Regions from separate parts of the Homo sapiens genome. Here region 1 is linked to region 2. The links are chromatin contacts, found by Hi-C in ENCODE. All regions are on one chromosome and are shown on one strand. The core of a region is the stretch at or near the end of the contact, and the rest is flanking DNA. Distances in the headings are between cores, read along the strand shown. Region 1 overlaps FAM168B (family with sequence similarity 168 member B). Region 2 has its middle 40 kb from the start of AMER3.

What was found. A loop is a pair of places that touch in the nucleus more often than their neighbours do. Pooled maps may share reads with other maps.
Region 1: a loop to region 2 is called in a map of PC-3, with 4 times the contacts of the local background. The contact joins two enhancer-like sites. A Hi-C loop is called at or near these places in 6 of 168 maps with a recorded cell type or tissue (CD8-positive, alpha-beta T cell, HCT116, PC-3 and 2 more), 5 of 37 single-sample maps with no recorded cell type and 9 of 50 pooled maps.

The regions. Positions count from the first base shown.
Region 1 is chr2:131,053,916-131,059,908 of GRCh38, reverse strand. It overlaps FAM168B (family with sequence similarity 168 member B), which reads left to right. Exons shown (of 7, transcript NM_001009993.4): 4 at 4,214-4,356; 5 at 4,460-4,637. Among named protein-coding and RNA genes, the nearest start is that of SMIM39, 22 kb to the right of the region's middle. Within about 2 kb of position 4,033, at least 5 of the 41 ENCODE cell types and tissues checked have a DNase peak (open chromatin) inside an H3K27ac peak, as active enhancers do.
Region 2 is chr2:130,792,558-130,799,487 of GRCh38, reverse strand. No RefSeq gene overlaps it. Among named protein-coding and RNA genes, the nearest start is that of AMER3, 40 kb to the right of the region's middle. RefSeq lists silencers at 1,234-1,483, 1,794-1,943. Within about 2 kb of position 1,852, at least 36 of the 41 ENCODE cell types and tissues checked have a DNase peak (open chromatin) inside an H3K27ac peak, as active enhancers do.

The DNA.
Region 1 (5,993 bases), core at 2,784-5,283, 260 kb before region 2:
CCACTTTCCTCTGTATTATTTTGAAGCAAATCTCAGACATTATATTCATCAGCTTTTTAAATATTATCTTTAAAAGATAAATTAGAACTGTGTCATTGTCACACCTAAAAATTTTTTTTATCACTACTGAGATTGTAATCAGTGTTCATATTTCCAGTTATCTGTCATGAATGTTTTTAATTGTATGAAGAAAGGGAACCCTGTGGGTTTGTTTGTTTAAACTGTTGGAAGTTTGGAATGAGATTCCCAACTTTGAAGTCTAGCATCTGTTCTCAGGATGTGACACACAGAGGGTAGCTCTATGTTTTGACATTTTTATAAAAAAAATATCATCTTGGTCAGATAAGAGTTTGGTGACTCCTGGGAGGATCTCTTTTCAGGCTAGTGGAAATATGAGGCAGAAAACTGGGATTAAGCCGTACAGTGGGGATCCCATTCGGCAGTGTCTCCTTTAGGTACAGCTGAAGGTACCCGCTGGTGTCTGGCTGCTGCATGGTGGTGGGAAATGAAAGAGGTGGTGTGGCTGGGGAGAAGGGAGCTATCCAAGATGACCCTTGACGTCCCTCATCCCCACAGTTTCTTTCATTTGAGACATCCTTGCCCCACCTGCCCCTCTCTGAGCTGACTCCTCATTGCTTGCCAAGACTGCATAAAATGCTGCTATGTTGGTGGTTTGTTTTCCTGTGATTTCTTTTCCCCCTGAAGCCAAGCACCTTATGGAGAGGGCTGGATCTGTCCTGATCATCTCCGCTGTGACAGGGCATGGCCCCATGTTGATGGTGAATAGCCTCTCTGTGTTGGTACAATGCCCCAGTCACCATTCACTAGTCACATGTGTGCCCGCCACACACCATGCTTCCTTTTTGCATTTCTTCCCTGAGTTAGCTAGTCACTTAGGGGGAATTGGACTGTCCCGGGTCTCCTGGGAGTATCAGTACATGGCCGGACACACTACCTTTTCCTTTATAATTCTTTGATGGCATTCACACTACCTTTTTCTTTATAATTAAAGAAAATGTTATACAACCTCGTTGTGGCGTAATTGGCATACAACTAAGTGTACAGATTTAAAGCTTCAGTTTGATGAGTTTTAACCTGTGTACACCTGTGAAGCTTTCCTTTTCACTTTCCTTTTTTAGCCTTCTTAAAGACGAGGAGATGAGCAGCCAGAGAAGGAAACTCTGTAACTGCTCTTGTCTTGAAACTTGCTTTTCCAAATCCTAATGGAAAATCTGCGTATTCTGCTTTCCTTTGGCCAAGCACCAGTATTAAAAAGTTGTTGTATTCAAATTTTGGCAGTGTTTCTATTTACGGTTAACATAGCGGTGAGCGAATTTCAAAATACAGGGAGCCCTGGAGGAATCTTTTCTTTCTTCAAATGGAGACTAGCTGAGGTTGGGAGTTGCTTGGTTTGGGTAGAAGGGTCAGGACTCTGGATGCAGACAAATCTGGGTGTGAGCACCCGCTTTGCTGCATAGGACAGGACCACCTGTTGTTTGGTCTGCTGCAGATCTCAGCCACAGCACCTCCCACCGTGAGACCATGAAAGGGCATGCAGGGGAGTATGAGAAGGCTGATGTTGAAGGCTTCGTGTTGCTTAATTGATACAGTGTGCAGTATTTAGGTGAAAAAGCCCAGACTTCACCACTGTGCAATATATCCATGTCACAGAATTGCACTGGCACCCCAAACAAAAGGCCCCAGACTAGTGAATTTCCCAGGGGGCCAATCATTCTCTTTCCCTTTCAAATTAAAACAAAATATATGGACCAGGCACATATATATATACAGGCTCACACCTGTAATCCTACTACTTTGGGAGGCTGAGGCAGGAGGATCATTTGAGGCCAGGAGTTCCAGACTATCCTGGCCAACATGGCAAAATCCCGTCTATACTAAAAATTACAAAAATTAGCTGGATGTGGTGGCACATGCCTGCAATCCCAGCTACTCGGGTGGCTGGGGCATGAGAATTGCTTGAACCCAGGAGGCGGAGGCTGCAGTGAGCTGAGATTGCACCACTACACTCCAGCCTAGGGAATAGAGCAAGACTCCATCTCAAAAAATAAAAATAAAAAAAAAATACACACACGTACATATTGCTAACAGCCCAGTTGTGTAAAATTTTTTAAAAATTAACTTTAATTATTATTACTATTTTTCTGAGACAGCGTCTTACTTTGTCGCCCAGGCAGAATGCAGAGGCATAATTACAGCTCACTGCAGCGTTGACCTCCGGCTCAGGTGATCCAAAATTCTTTATACTCAGCTCATTTTTTCAAACTTGAGGTATAATTTATGCACAAAACACCCACATATTAAGTGCTCAACTGGGTGGGTTTTGACAGTTGTACATGCCCATGGAACCACCACTCCAAATAAAACATGGAATACTTTGATCATCCCAGAACGCTTTCTTCGCCCTCTCCCCTCTGATTTCCGTCACCGTAGGTAAATTTCTTTGTTGTTAGGGAATAAACGGGATCATTGCTCTATGTGCTGTTCTGTTTCCAGCTTCTTTGGAAAGCTCAGCATGTTGTGAGATTCATCCATGTTTTTTCCTTTTGATTGCTGAGTAATGTTTATAGAGACATATCATGATTTATCCTTTCTCCAGTTGATGAAGATTTGGATTAGTTCCCATTTTTGGCTACTAGGAATAAGATTGAACACTTTTTACAAGTCTTTCGTGGACCTGTGTTTTCATTTTTCTAGGGGAAGTTTTGGGAGTGGATTGCTGGATGTTGCGGGATGTGTCTCTGGCTTGCAAAGTTGCACTGTCTGACACGGACAGTGTGTGAGTGCTCCACCCCTCCTGCTCTCACCCATGGGAATGTGAGATGCCATAAGCACTTGTATGGAGGTCTGATTTACATATTATAAGTTAATCCTTCTCAGTGTACAGTTTGGTATGTTTGGACAGTCATACACAGCTGTATGACCGTCACCACATTTGAGTGAATGCACTCTTTGGAAAGGTTCTCGCATGCCCCTCTGGCCCCTGGCACCATTGCTGGGGTTTTGATGACTCTGGATTAGGTTGGTCTTTCCTAGAGCTTCTGTCAGTACATGCATCCAGCATGTGTCCTTGTATCTGGCTCCTTTGACATGGTGTGGCTTTGTGATTCATTCATGTGCTTGTATGGATCAGCAGTTTGTCCCTTTGGCTTGCTCAGTAGGATTTGTATGGATGCACCACAGTGTGTTTACCCATTTGTCTCCTGGTGGGCATCTGGGCCATTGCCAGCTTTTGATCATTGTGAATATAGCTGCTGTGAACATAGCTGTCCAGAGACCCTCTCCCTCCCCTGAGACCAAACCCCTCTTCTCTGTTGGGGTCAGGAAGGGACACCTAACTGCTTATTCAGCAAACTCAACCACTCTACTAGATGGGGTCTCTTTATCTGCTTCTGGAGACGGGTTGGTGGCCAGCAGTTTGCAGGGCTTTGGGGAACGGCTCTCTTGGTGCCAGCTGCTCCTCGCTGCTGGCTGAGTGCCTTCTTCTCGAGTCTGCTCAATCATCCTCCACTTCAGCTTGCCAGGCTTCAACATGCTGTCTTCTCTTCCATTCTTGGTGAGTTTTATGTCTTTTTTCTCTTAATCTGCTTTATTGTCATTTTCATGTCATTTTGTGTGGGGACAAAAGCAAGTATGTGTGTTCAGCTTTCTCCCTTAACCCAGAGGGCTTTTTACCATAGAGTGCTTAGCCAGTCCTGGTGCTGGGCAAGTTTCTCCTGTTTTTGCTGTAACAAACAACACTATGATGAGCATGCTTACAGTTAAGTCTCTGTGTGTGTATAGATCCATGTGTATTGCTTTAAGACAGACTTCTAGAAGTGGAATTGTGGGATTAAAAGGCATATATACTTTAGATGCCAAGTTTAGCCCCAGGAATGCCATACCAATTTAAATTCCAGCAGGACAAGACAGTTTTTATTTCCTGTCCTTGTGTGAGCATTCCATCTGTAGAACGTTCTCTTTTGGTATTTTTTCCTCCTCCCCAACACCCTGCCACCACACACACGTGCATGCACACACGTACACAAAGTAAGAATGAAGTCAGATCTTAGTGGAGGAGAGTGGGGGCGGCAGTGGCAGCAGGTCTGGCGAGTTGCGTGGGGCTGACACGCAGCTTAGCTCCTCCCTGCCTGTGTCCTCTCCCTGCGCCTGGACCGGCTTGGGTGAACTCAGGCCATTGCCTTCTTTGTTCCAGGTTACACTCCTGGCACACCTTACAAAGTGTCCTGTTCCCCCACCAGCGGGGCTGTGCCACCGTACTCCTCCTCCCCGAACCCCTACCAGACTGCCGTGTACCCTGTGCGAAGTGCCTACCCCCAGCAGAGCCCGTATGCACAGGTATGCTTGGGTACACACTGCTGTGTGGGAAGGGGTGATACCACCTGGGCGTTCATCCTTTGGCCCTGGGACCCTGTGTCAGTTGTCTCTCTTCTCCCCACAGCAAGGCACGTACTACACACAGCCGCTGTATGCAGCACCTCCTCACGTCATCCACCACACCACGGTGGTGCAGCCCAACGGCATGCCTGCAACGGTGTACCCTGCTCCCATCCCCCCTCCTAGAGGCAACGGGGTCACCATGGGCATGGTGGCTGGGACCACCATGGCCATGTCAGCAGGTAAGTCCTCGTTCCTGCGGTGTCTGTCCTATGGTGTACCCTAGAGCTGGGGGAGGGGAGAGCTCACGAATCCTCTGACCCTTGGCTCTAGGTTTTCATAGCTGTAGTTGTGTGGAAGGACAGAAAATTCTTTGGGGAAGAAACAGCAGGTTATCTTTTATTTTGCCTACCTGAGTGACCCCTTGTGGAGGCCTCTCTGAATCTGATGGACTCGCTTTGTTGGTGAACTGAGCCATTTGGCAATGCAGGATGTGCCCCCTCTCCTCCCACCCCCTATGACCATGTAAGACTTGAGTAGAAGGAGGACACTTTGTGTACCGGGGTTGCTCTGGCCTTCTTCCTTTCCCTTGAGGGGAGCTTGTCTTTGCAGGTCAGTTGTCTTCATCGGGATGTTTTCATGCATCTAGGAGAGCTGGTCTTGCGTTGATAGAAGAAACAGCTGCCTGTAGAAATCCTTTGGCATTCATCTACCGTACTTTACTTTGCAAGGCCTCCTCTAAGGAAAATAAACCATGGAAAGATGAGGCCCCTGGCTGGGATGGGCACATCTCCGCGGAAGCCCTGGGGGTTTGATCTGATGTCTAGGGATTGGGTGACCACCCAATCTGTATGACCACCCATGTGGATTCACCTCCTGGTCTCTGGGTCAATATGACCACCTTTAGGTCATGCCCACACAAAAGCGTACTGTTCCCTCCTTGTTTTTCTGGACTTGACTTCAGTGTAAGGAAATTATGCCAGAGAGAAAAGCATTCCGGGTTATTATGTGTGCTTCAATGTAGACTCTGATTTGGTTTTCCCCATACTTATCTGTCAAGGAACAGGAAACTGGGCATAGACAGAAACTGCTGGTTTGAGGCACAGGGAGGGAGGGCAGCAGGCACCAGGTTGGGTGCCACTGTGTTGGAGGTGGTGCTGGTCCATAAAGGGACTCAAGTAGTTGTTGAGTTTCTGCAGTTGTAGGAAAAATAGATTTCTCTTAAAGAACTCAGAAGCTCATGTAGTTTAGAATCCTCATTTCTTTTTTTTTTTTTTAATTTTAAAATTTTTAATATTTTTTTTTAAGACAGGGTCTCATCCTGTCAGCCAAGATGGAGTGCAGTGGTGTGATCTCAGCTTACTGCAACCTCTGCCTCCTAGGTTCAAGTGATTTTCCCACCTCATCCTTCCCAGTAGCTGGGACTACAGGCGCCTGCCACCATGCCTGCCTAATATTTTTTTGTACCTTTTGGTAGAGATGGGATTTCACCATGTTGGCCAGGCTGGTCTCGAACTCCTGACCTCAGGTGATCCACCTGCCTCGGCCTCCCAGAGTGCTGGGCTTACAGGCGTGAGTCACTGTTGCCAGCCTCTTGT
Region 2 (6,930 bases), core at 603-3,102:
CCTCATGGTGGCCCTGACAGGGCGTGGGGGAGAGAGGCTAGGGCATCTGTGGTCTTCTTTTGGGAGATATGGGGCTCACCCTCTGCACTTTGCCTAAGCTGCATCCCACACTTTCTGGGCAACCTCCTATGTCTCAACTCCTGGCCCTGCTGTGCCCCCAGAAGGCTCCTCTTGACAGGCCACCCTCTTAGGCAGGGTCCTTTTGGGATGACTCACACCTGATACCTTGAGGACCAGCATCACTTGCAACCTTGTCTGTCCACACGGTGCACCTGAAGCGTCTCCACTGCCAGCCCTCTTCCCAGCTTTTCCAGCAACGGATGTCCATAGCCTGCCCTCCTACCCAGGAGTGGTGTCCATCTCTGTCTCAGGGATGCTACTGGTCTGTTTGCTCACAGCAGGGATGGGCCTGCGAGTGCCGGCGCTGAGCAGGCAGCCTGCAGCCCTGAGCCGGCTCCCACTTCAGGGCCATAGAGGGCGGGGAAGGGGGCAGGGCCTGGCAGAGGCTGGAGATGCTTGGATGGGGGCCAACAGCAGGGGGATGGGGGAAGGCAGCGCCTAGCAGCTATCCTTGAAATGAGTGTTTTCGCAGCCAAAGCTCAGGTGTAGGCCCACTCCCCCATGCCACGGCCTTTTGAACATGTGGAACCAGGACTCGGAACGTCCTGTTTTAAAGTGGGAGGTGGGCTGTCACTGGCAGGCGAGAGCTGCCGCCGCGCCTCTGCGAGGCTCCCCATTCCTGCGACCCTATCACATGTGGAAGGTGGGTGGGAGGGTGGTGGCGCGGTTGATCTGATCTCTGTCCCAAATAAGGCTCTTGAGGAGGACGCAGGGCACTTCCAGGGCGAGGGTGCCGCTGGGCTCTGACAAGCCCTTTGGGGACTCGTGGAGTCGTGGGAATGCCAGCTGACTCAGCGAGGGCGGCCTTGGCCACAGCAAGGTACCCTTCCCTACTTTCTGTCTTTCGTGGTGAGGCGATTTTAAAAACGCAGTCTGAGCAGCCCTTGCCATTGTCCTGCTGTGTACCCAGCACTTAGTGTGTCAGCTGGTCCGTGTGGACGGCCCAGTCCCTCCAGTGGCATCCCTACCGGTGACCCCTCCTGCCTGCACCATCGTTCCAAGTCTCAGGGCCGGCGCACAGGCGGGGCGCGGGGCTCTTGGCGCCCCTGCGCTCGGAACGGCTGCTTCCGGGCTGGGTGGCTGCTGTCGCCCAACACGCGGCCTCCGCAGAACAGTGGGCTGAGGTCGGTCCAGGACGGCGGTCCCAGCCCTAGGACCGGCGTACAGTAGAGGGCCCGGCAAAGGCCTCGGCCCAGCGGGGAAGTCGCGCCCTCCTGCGGCGCTGACGGGGACAGCAGGGCTCTCGGGCCGTCCTCTGGCTGTGCCCCGCCCCGGGGGACGCTGGGCGGACTGCGGGGCGTGCCCGGGGGCGCTGCAGTGTGTGCGGACTCGCAGTGGGTGCTCACTGTCGGCCAGAGCCAAGGCGTTCGGCCGCCTCGGCCTGAGGAATGAAGGCGCCTTGTGTCGCTTTAGCAGGCAGCAGTGACCCGTGGCGCGTCCCCGGGGACCCGACTGCGGGGCCAGTGGTGCGAAGCCAGTCCTGTGCCCGGGCCTGGTCCTCCCAGCCTCTAGGAAAGCGGATCTCGCTCTCGGTGAGATGAAACGGCCCAGGAGAGAGGCCCCGTCCCTGGCAGGCGGGTGTCCGCGGCAGCGCGAGCCATTCGCGCGGTCAGCCGGGGCGTCTTCCGGATGCGAGGCCCGCGGAGCTCGTGGGAGGTGCTGGCGCCCTGTGTGGCCCGCCCTGCGCTCCCGGCTGCGGGTTCCGAGACTGAGCCGCCGGGAGCCTCCGGAGAGACAGCTCCGCGCGCCCCCTGCTGGCAGGAGGGAGTCGCTCTATGCTGGGCCGGAGAGCAGGGTCCTCCACGCGGCAGGGGGACTGCGCTAAGAAGTCAGGCCCCGCCCCGTGGCTGGGTTTCAGGGCCACAGGCAGCAAGAGACCCACTTCTATCCACCCTGCCCGGCTTATGTAGCACGAAGAGGGCTCTGAAGAAGCAGCCTCTTACTGACATTCTACACACCCTTATGAAAAGCCCCCAAAGAGGCCCCGCGCGGTGGCTCAAGCCCGTAATCCAAGCACTTTGGGAGGCTGAGGCAGGCAGATCACCTGAGGTCAGGAGTTCGAGACCAGCCTGGCCAACATGGTGAAACCCCGTCTCTACTAAAAATACGAAAATTTGCTGGGTGTGGTGGCGTGCGCCTGTAATCCCAGCTACTCCGGAGGCTGAGACAGGAGAATCGCGTGAACTCGGGAGGCGGAGGTTGCAGTGAGCCGAGATCGAGCCACTGCACTCCAGCCTGGGCGACAAGAGCAAAACTCTGTCTGGAAAAAGGAAAAAGAAAGAAAAAGCCCCCAGAGTCGGGTCTAGCCAGGGTCCCCAGCAGACAGTTAATCAATGAAAATGGGCCAAGTGCAGTGGCTCACGCCTGTAATCCCAGCACTTTGGGAGGCCGAGACGGGAGGGTCACGAGGTCAGGAAATCGAGACCATCCTGGCTAACATGGTGAAACCCCGTTTCTACTAAAAAATACAAAAAAATTAGCCGGGCGTGGTGGCGGGCGCCTGTAGTCCCAGCTACTCGGAAGGCTGAGGCAGGAGAATGGCGTGAACCCGGGAGGCGGAGCTTACAGTGAGCCAAGATAGTGCCATTGCACTCCAGCCTGGGTGACAGAGCGAGACTCCGTCTCAAAAAAAAAAAAAAAAAAAAAAAAAGAAAGAAAAAAAGAAAAGAAAGAAAGAAAACGCATGGCTCTCAGGGCCCTGGAGGCTGGAAGGGTCTATTTCCCATGCATGACTCCCTTGTAAGAGGATACAGGGCCCTGCAGAGCTCAGGAATGCAGAGTGGGAGGGGGACAGAGGCAAGCACACCTGCAGAGGTGACAGAGGAGAAGGCTGTGGAAGGCCGAGGGCTTTGAGTGGTCTGGCAGCCACAGTCAGCAGGAAGTGGCCTGGGGCTTTGCACCCTGCAGCCTGGCTCTCCCCACGCTCTGGGGTGGGACTGCAATGGTGTTGAGTCACTGCATACAGCCTCTGTCATATATTCTTCTGGTGCTTTTGTTAAGTGTGAGAACCACTGGCCTACACAATGGAGAGATGGGCCTGGGCCCTGGAGGGAAGGACTTGGAAGAAAGGGTAGACCAATTCAGAGACTGAGGGAATGGGAGCCAGCGGAGGTTCCAGCAGGACATGCTGCAGGAATCGATGGGCCATCTCTATGGGGAACTGCTCTTCTAGCAGTCCTCCTTCCTTTCATCTGGATGTGGGGCTTACACTGTTCCCACCCATGCCCATGAGCTGTCACACTTCTGGAGAGCAGGGACAGGTGGGACCGGCTGGCTGCATAGGATGGGGCCTGGGTTATCACAAATGGTCCCAGTATGTGAGGCTTTGCACAAATTTTGTAGCTGGTTCTGTGGACTCATCTTGTTCAGCTCATGTTTGTTGTGGGGTTATCAGCAGGTCCCAGTTTGCCTGGGATTTCCCAATTTTAGCCCTGTAAGTCCTTCATCTGGATAAACTTCTCAGTCCTGGGCAGCTGATTTGGTGACCCTAGCCCCCTGCTCAGAGAAGGAAGGAGGGCATGCTGTCATAGACACTTGGCCCCATGGCACACTTGCTCTGTCCCTTGGCCTGTAGGTTACTCCTGGGTGGCTCTGACCACACTGTCTTTCCCGAATCTCTCCTGCTGTCAGGAAACCCTGCCATTCACCTCCTGGTCAGTTTATAGCACCCAGAGGCCTCTTGGAGCTGTTGTCCTCACACTGAATCAATGACCCAACAGGAAGTGTAACCAGCCACAGTCAGATGAGCCAGCAGTCAGGCTGTTCTGAGATGGCCCCTGGCTGCTAAGCAGGCAAGGACAGGGAGTTGCTGGGTTGAGGATAGCCTGACCGTGGGGCTCCCAGTGCAGTGGGAGGCAGAGCTGCCAGACCACACAAGCCAGTGGTTCTCTTCCACACTGTGGGGTTTGAGCCCTCCTAAAATGAAAATGCCCTAGCAAGAAAAACTTAGAATATGTATTTTCAAAATTTCACTTATAATAGCAATGAAATACATAAGGTTTCTATGAATAAAAAGTAAAATGGATGCAGTCCTTCATAGAGAAAATGGCAAAACTGAAAAGAAAGCCATTAAAGAAAGTTTATATAAATGGAGCAATATATGTGAAAAAATGTCAATTATCTTCAAATTCATGCACTTTCCTGCAATTCTACTAAAATCTGAGCAGCTTTTAGGGGGAGACTTGTCAAACTGATTCTATAATTTATATGGAAGAGTGATGAGCTATGACCATTATAAAAATAAAGAACAAGATGGTAAGCATTGCCCAACAGATATTCAAGATGTCATAATTAAGGCAGAATGTACTGGCACAGGGAAAAAACTGACCAAGGAACCAAATCCCAGTAGCAGCCCCTCCCACATAGTGAGACTTGGTTTGTGACAGAGCTTGCAGATCCATGGGGAAAGTATGGGCCGGTAAATCAATTTTCTGGAACAATTGGTTATCCATTTAGAAAATCAAGTAGAGTTGGATCTTTGCTTTAAATCATGAACAAAAATAAATTGCATGTGGGTTAAAGACCTAAGTGTAACAAACCACATTTGAAACTGCCGGAAGAAATGGTAGGAGGCTATATTTATAAATTTGCAGTGAGTAAGGATTTCATTAGCAAGACACAAAAGCACAAATCATATACAAAAATATTGATGAAAAAACAAAAAGATGGCCGGACGCAGTGGCTCACGCCTGTAATCCCAGCACTTTGAGAGGCTGAGGTGGGCGAATCACGAGGTCAGGAGATCGAGACCATCCTGGCCAACACCCTGTGTCTACTAAAAATACAAAAATTAGCTGGGCGGGCCGGACGTGGTGGCTCATGCTTGTAATCCCAGCACTTTGGGAGGCAGAGGTGGGTGGATCATGAGGTCAGGAGATCGAGACCATCCTAGCTACCACTGTGAAACCCCATCTCTACTGAAAATACAAAAAATTAGCCGGGCGTGGTGGCGGGCGCCTGTATTCCCAGCTACTTGGGAGGCTGAGGCAGGAGAATGGCATGAACCTAGGAGGTAGACCTTCCGGTGAGCCGAGATCGCGCCACTGCACTCCAGCCTGGGCTACAGAGCGAGACTCCGTCTCAAAAAAAAAAAAAAAAAAAAAATTAGCTGGGCATAGTGATGCATGCCTGTAATCCCAGCTACTTGGGAGGCTGAGGCAGGAGAATCACCTGAACCAGGGAGTCAGAGGTTGCAGTGAGCCAAGATCGTGCCACTGCACTCCAGCCTGGTGACAGAGCGAGACTGTCTCAAAACAAAACAAAACAAACAAACAAAAACAAAAAGAAAACCCATAGATAGGAAGAAAATAGTAAATTAGTATCCAGAATGCATAAAGAATTTACAAAAATCAATAAGAATATTAAAAAAATGGATCAAAGACATGAAAAAGCATTTCACAGATGAGGAAGTGTGGATGGGCAGGAAGTACCTAAAAAGATGCTTTGCCTCATTAGTCACAGAGAAATGCCAAGTGAAACCATAATAACATATTATTTGACACCCTCTAAATGGCTCCAGTGGAGAGTATCTGACAATGTGCAAAGCCCTGTTCTCTGTCCATCACCTGGAAGAGGAGAGCAGCTTGGCAATGGAGTGAAGTGCTTCCTTACAGCCTTCAGTCCCAGTGTCTACTACTTCTTTTCCTTAAAAATGTACTGCCCAGCATCAAAAAGAAGAAAATATTTAAAGATAAATTAATAAAAGAAGTGCAACACTTGTACACTGACAACTCTAAAACATGGTTGGAAGAAATTAAAGAGAAATAAATGGAAGGACATCTTATGTTCGTGAATTGGAACACTTAATGTTGTTAAGATGGAAATACTCTCCAAACTGATCTATAGATTCATCACAATCCCTATCAAAATCTCTGCTAGCTTTTTCGAAGAAATTGACAAGTTGAACATGAAGTTCATGTGGAAAGTTAGGGACCCAGAATAGCCAAAACAATTTTGAAAGAAAATTCATACCTCCCTATTACAAACCTACTACAAAGCTGTAGTAATCAAGATAGTGTGTTAATGGTATAGGGAGAGACACAAGATAAATGGAATCAAATGGAACCAAAGGTTCAAATAGAAACCTTCACAATTATGGTAAAGTAATTTTTGACAAGTGGGCAAAGACAATTCAATGAAGGAAAGAATATTCTTTTCAATAAATGGTGCTGGGACAATGGATGTCCACAAGCAAAAGAATAATGTCATACCCTACCTCAGACCATATACAAAAATTCCCTCTAAATGGATCATAGACATCAATGCGAGACCTAAAACTATCAAACTCTTAGAAAATATAGGAGTAAATCTTCATGAACTTGGGTTAAGCAATGGTTTCTTATATATGGCACCCAAAGCATAGGCAACAAAAGAAAAAAACAGATACACTGAATGTCATCAAATCGAAAGTTTTTGTTCATCAAAGAACACCATCAATAAAGTGAAAAGATAACCCACAAAATGAGAAAAATATTTGCAAAATATGTATCTGATGAGAGTCTAGTAACCAACACATATTTTTAAAAACTCTTAAAATTCAGCAGTAAGAAGACAAAATTCTCAGTGAAAAACCAGGCAAAGGTTTGAATAAGCATTTCTTCAAGTGGTCAATACGCACAACACCATAGTCATTAGGGAAATACAAATCAAAATCCCAATGAGATAGCATTTCACACCCACCAGCATGGCCAGCATAAGTGTTTGAGAGGATTTAAAGAAATTGGAAACTTCGTACACTGCTGGTGGAAAAGTACAATGCTGTGGCTGTTTTAGAAAACACTTCAGCAGTTCCTGAAAATATTAAAGAGTTAC